2 separate regions of the Homo sapiens genome follow, and region 1 is linked to region 2. A link is a contact called in ENCODE Hi-C or POLR2A ChIA-PET data. All regions are on one chromosome and are shown on one strand. The core of a region is the stretch at or near the end of the contact, and the rest is flanking DNA. Distances in the headings are between cores, read along the strand shown.

Region 1 (2,700 bases), core at 25-2,524, 320 kb after region 2:
CAAACTCTGACACTTAATTGCCTCATCTATCTACCTACCTCTCAGGGTGGAAGTGAGGAAATTGGGCCTTTTTATAAATGGACTTTTCTATGCAAAAAAAAAGTTTACTAATATCATACTAATATATATTAATATCAACATTTACCAATATCTGGTGTTTTATTATTGTGTAAAATTGTTTTTATTGACTCAGTCATACTCAGCTTTTTAAAAGCTGTTACCAGGTCCAATATTTCTTCATAAATACCAAATTAGTACATGAGTCATTGCATTTCATAAGGTGAAACCTATTCACATCATGGATCTGTACATACTGAATCAGTCCCACCAGACGGCTGATAAATAATGAGTGATTGGATTGTTTTGTGAAGATATTACTCATATGATCACTATAAAATCTAATCCGTATGAGAATTATTTAGCAGCCAATAAAGAATCCTGAAAAATCTGTTTTCAGGAAAAAAAAAAAGTGAATGGGTGAGGTGGCTTATGCCTGGAATCCCAGCAATTTGAGAGGCCGAGGCCAGGATGACCTGACATCAGGAATTCCAGACCAGCCTGGCCAACATGACGAAACCCCATCTCTATTAAAAATACAAAAATTAGCTGGGCGTGGTGGCACACTCCTGTAGTGCCAGCTACTTGGGAGGCTGAGGCACAAGAATTGCTTGAACCCCAGGGGCGGAGGTTGCAGTGAGCTGAGATCACACCACTGCACTCCAGCCTGGGTGACAGAATGAGACTCTGTCTCATAAATAAATAAAAAGTTATATCTGTCTTCCAGCTATACTTACCACTGCTCATTAACCAAATATAATTCTACTCTAGGAGTGGCCTGCATCTGTGGCCTTCATCAGCTCAGAAGACTAAAAGAAAGCAATGCTTTGGGATTTTGCTTCTGTTTCGTTTTGTTTATTTAAGAATTCTACCCACTTCAATCTAATGGTCAGTAACAAACAAATGCTACTGCAATCCTTCATTCATCAGTAGATTTTTAATTTCTGCCTTCTTAATGGCTTTGCTTAGTATTGAATTGTTTAAAAGTGTTCTTAGACCTCAGAAGAGTTTAAATATGCAGGATGTTGATAGATGGGGATTCTAGTGTGCTTGTATCCAGTGTATTTTTTATTGAAATGTGGGAAAAATAATAATACAGAAGGAATATATTTTTAAACCATAATTTGTGACTTGTCATCAGAAAAAAAATAAAGAGCAATAAGTGACTTTTTATTTCCTGATTACTTTTGCTATGGTAACTAGTAACATGAGGGTTCACATTCTACTATGAGTAGCTGTGAGTGAGATGCCTACAGGCATCCCCAGCTCATATTTGTACAGGAGCCAGGCAGTTTTCACTCTACGAGAAGGAAATCCTCAGTGGAAGCATAATAATAAAAATAAATGGAGGGGGCCACATGCGGTGGCTCACGCCTGTAATCCCAGCACTTTGGGAGGCCAAGGAGGGCAGATTGCTTGAGGTCAGGAGTTCGAGACCAGCCTGGCCAACATGGCAAAACCCCATCTCTACTAAAAATACAAAAATTAGCTGGCCATGGTGGTGGGTGCCTTTAATCCCAGCTACTCGGAGGGCTGAGGTGGGAGAGTCGCTTGAACCCGGGAAGCGGAGGTTGCAGTGAGCCGAGATTGCGTCATTGTGCTCTAGCCTGGGCAACAGAGCGAGACTCCTTCTCAAAAAATAATAAATAAATAAATAAATAAATAAAGAGACTCAATATCTCCGGTGACTGAGACTCTATCTCAAAAAATAATAAACAAATAAAGACTCAATATGTCCAGGGAGGGCTAGGCACTGAACAAACTGGAAAGCTTACACTATGTCATAAGATGGAACCTCTATACAAAGTCATTGCCTGAAAAAATGAAGGCCCACTGTGTCCTTGATTTTAGGATTTCTCCAAAGCTTGAAATCCCCAGTCACTGTGCAGGTGAACACTGGAACAGCTGCACAAAATACATCTGTTTGATAGATTTGGCCAGAAGTTTTTCTGAGGAATAGAAATTGCCAAATTCTAGTCTTGACGCTTACAGCTACTACCTAGCCTCTTAGGAAGAGGGCACAGATTTTCTTCTGCTCCAGTAGTTCTCACTGGAGAGTCCAGAGCTAAAAGGTGGGACTCTTCAGGATTTTTGTGAAATCAAAGATACTGTCTATACCAAAATACTGCTTTTTATAAAATATCAGTTTCTGTTTCCTGTGGCCATTATTTCAAAATCAGGTGAAGGCTATTGAGTCCATGATCATTTCTATCATTCCAACCAATTTTGGCTGGAAGCCTAAAAATACCTCTTGATTCACATCAGAGAGCTCAGTCTCAGCAATAATCAATTTGAAGTAGAACACAACTGTTCATTCAGGTGCTTTTGAGTTCAGCAACACTGCTCGAATTCAAGTAGTTGTAAAGCATACATTAGACAAGGGGGGTGTCAACAAGCAGATGCCTGCCCCAGGCTTTCACGAGAGTGGTGGTGTGAACCACTGAGGCACTGTGAATTGGTGGTCAACCCCAAGTGACCATCTCTTTCCCCCTAAGAAAACTTTCTTCTGTGAAGTGAGGTCTTTTCTCTTGCCTCACTCTTACTTCATCTCTCTTCTTGCCATTCATTGTTAATGGAATCTAACAAAATTTATCCTCTTTCTTCCAGAACAAAGCAGTGGCCACAGGTGCGTGGGAATCAGTG
Region 2 (2,700 bases), core at 133-2,632:
TCAGGAAAGCAGTATCATTAATAATAGCCAGTTTGTTAATAGGTGAGGTTTCAAGATGTAATGATAGATCCTGATGTATCAACTGAAAATTGTGGTGTACACAGAACGTGAATTGGTTTTAGGCTTAGACTGTGTCTCCTCAAATGTAAATATAGCCAAAGAGTCTTGCTTTTGCTACTCAGTCCTGCATTATTCTAACACAAAATTTAGACAGGGCAGCTGAGTCTCTATGCATATCTCCATAATAGTATTCTTTTTTTTTTCAAATGGAGTTTAAGAAAGTATTCAGAGGTAAAAGTTACAAGAATGTTTATTGCATTATTGTTTATAATTTTAAATAGCAAAAAAGCTTTAATATGTTCATAAAGAGTAAGAATAAACCAATATATTAATGCAAAGTAATATAAGTAAAAAGGATACACAAATGCCATATGTGTCAACATGGATATATCACAAAAACAATATTGAGCAAAAAAGCACAAATTATAGAAAGATTCATACAAAACAACAGCAATAATATAGTCAAATGTGCAAAACTGTACCATATTTTTATGGATACATAAATATAGAGTAAAATGTGTATGAGGATGCAAAACATCAAATTCAGGATATTGATGTTCTCATAGGAGGGGAGGATTAAGGGTGGTAACCTGGAGGGGTACAAAGGGAGCTTTTACCCTATCTGTAAATATTTGTTTCTTACGAAAATTCCAAAGCTGAGCAATGGGTTCCCAAATGTGTGCTATGTATGATTTGTTCTTTTTTGTTTGAAACTTTTATAATTGCTTTTCAAAAACAGCACTGAGCCAAGATTCCAGGAAAGTGATTTCTAATGCCAATTCTACTGCTGCTTTGACGTGTAGTCTTAGGCAAATTGCTTAACCCTCTGTCCCTATTTCCTCAACTGCAAAATAAGGGCAAGAATCCGGTCATGCGTCATTGACCAGTAATGGAAAACAATGAATAAAACTCTTGGCAGAAAAGGCTACATTATTAAATTCTGTGTCACCTCTGAAAAACAGAAGATATTAGTAGCACTTAAAAAAGAGTTCACAGCCTCAGAGGGGAAGCCTACTTTCTCAGGTAAAAGTCAGAATGTATCCAAAGTAAGAAACAGTCTCCTCACACACGTGCAGTCACACACCCCAGTCACAAACATTCACAAACCCCATGACTATTCTCGTACCTCCCCAATGGAACAGAACAATCAAGTTGAGAGTCAGGTTTTAGGGCCTATATCCTCCTTGTTAGGTCAAATAGGTTTCTTCAACAAGAAGAGCTCTGACTTTGACGACCTGAATCACAGGCAGGGTATTAATAAGTAAACAGGAATGGAACCGTGGCCTTTTAGCTCACTGAACTGTGATGCTAATGATGTCAAATAGTTTCATTCTCTTATGGCCAAATAACTGTGTGGCCAGAAACTGTTCCAAGATGAATCAGAAATTATGGCTGCCTTCCCAGTCCCTAATCTACTCACTTCCCACACTAAGTGGCAGATACAAAATTGCCATGGGATGCACCACACTCCCACTCTGACGTCCATTTGTGTGATCCATACCCCTTGAAATCAAGACTAGTTCACGAATAGACATGATCTAAACCAGTTGGCACTAAATTCTCATCTTAGCAACTGTTTTAAGGATATGCAAGTGGCCTGTGCTGTTCCAGCTGAGTGAAGCTCCTGAAGAGGAAAGGAACCTCTTCTTAGCCCTTTGGTTGAGTGTGGGGTTAGCTCATAACAGCCATCTTTTAGCCACAAGACCAGACATAGGATAAAATTAACATAAGAGATAAGAGCAGCCTAATGATAAAATACAAAGGAGATATTGTTTTTTGTTTGCTTTTGTTTTTTGAGACAGAGTCTTACTTTATCACCCAGGCTGGAGTGCAGTGGTGTGACCTCGGCTCACTGCAACCTCTGCCTCCCTGGTTCAAGGGGTTCTCCCGCCTCAGCCTCCCAAGTAGCTGGGATTACAGGCACCCGCCATCATGCCTGGCTAATTTTTGTATTTTTATAGAAATGCGGGTTTCGCCATGTTGGCTGGGCTGGTCTCAAACTCCTGACCTCAGGTGATCCACCCGCCTAGGCCTCCCAAAGTGCTGGGATTACAGGCATGAGCCACCGTGCCCATCCTGAGATATTGTTTTATACTGCTGAGTCACTGAACCAACCCTCTCTTGAAACCTACCTTACTGCTAGAATTTTCAGTGAGGTTTATCAGCAAGTTTTCTTTATTGTTTAAGCTAGTTTGAATTAAGAGTTTTTGTCATTTGCAATCAAAAGCATTCTAAGGTAAGCAAATTGTTATATATGTATATTCAACATTGACCAGCCACAGTACAAATGTGTACTGTTGATTTAGAATGAGGAAAGGACAAGTCAGAGTATTTCTGGAGGGCAGCAAATCTATCACACCTGCAGTGATGGGTTTAAAACATAGTTCTACATTCTTCGACACTTTTTATTGAAAGACGTGGAATGTATGTCTCCTCAGGTTGAATCTGGGTGGGCTTCTGACTATCTTTTGACTAATGAAGTATGACAGAAGTAATGATCTGTGGCTTCTGAGGCCAGGTCTGAATTGATTATGCCTCTCCTGCCTGATAATTCTCTTGGAACTTGCCGACTGTATTCCTCATTTTGAGATGCTCCCTATAAGAACCCAGCCATTATGCTGGAAGAAGCCCAAGCCACAT

The links. Hi-C counts contacts between places; a loop is a spot of excess contacts on that map. ChIA-PET counts read pairs that join two places held with the same protein, here RNA polymerase II (POLR2A). Pooled maps may share reads with other maps.
Region 1: a map of ascending aorta shows a loop between it and region 2 (2.4-fold over the local background). The contact joins two enhancer-like sites. A Hi-C loop is called at or near these places in 2 of 168 maps with a recorded cell type or tissue (ascending aorta and endothelial cell of umbilical vein) and 2 of 50 pooled maps. POLR2A ChIA-PET finds 5 or more read pairs at or near these places in 1 of 52 experiments (PC-3).

Annotation. Positions count from the first base shown.
Region 1 is chr4:142,407,802-142,410,501 of GRCh38, forward strand. All of the region lies in intron 5 of INPP4B (inositol polyphosphate-4-phosphatase type II B), which reads right to left. Among named protein-coding and RNA genes, the nearest start is that of INPP4B, 440 kb to the right of the region's middle. Within about 2 kb of position 1,275, at least 2 of the 41 ENCODE cell types and tissues checked have a DNase peak (open chromatin) inside an H3K27ac peak, as active enhancers do; they include PC-3, where a contact is called at or near this core.
Region 2 is chr4:142,090,454-142,093,153 of GRCh38, forward strand. All of the region lies in intron 23 of INPP4B (inositol polyphosphate-4-phosphatase type II B), which reads right to left. Among named protein-coding and RNA genes, the nearest start is that of IL15, 460 kb to the left of the region's middle. Within about 2 kb of position 1,383, at least 10 of the 41 ENCODE cell types and tissues checked have a DNase peak (open chromatin) inside an H3K27ac peak, as active enhancers do; they include PC-3, where a contact is called at or near this core.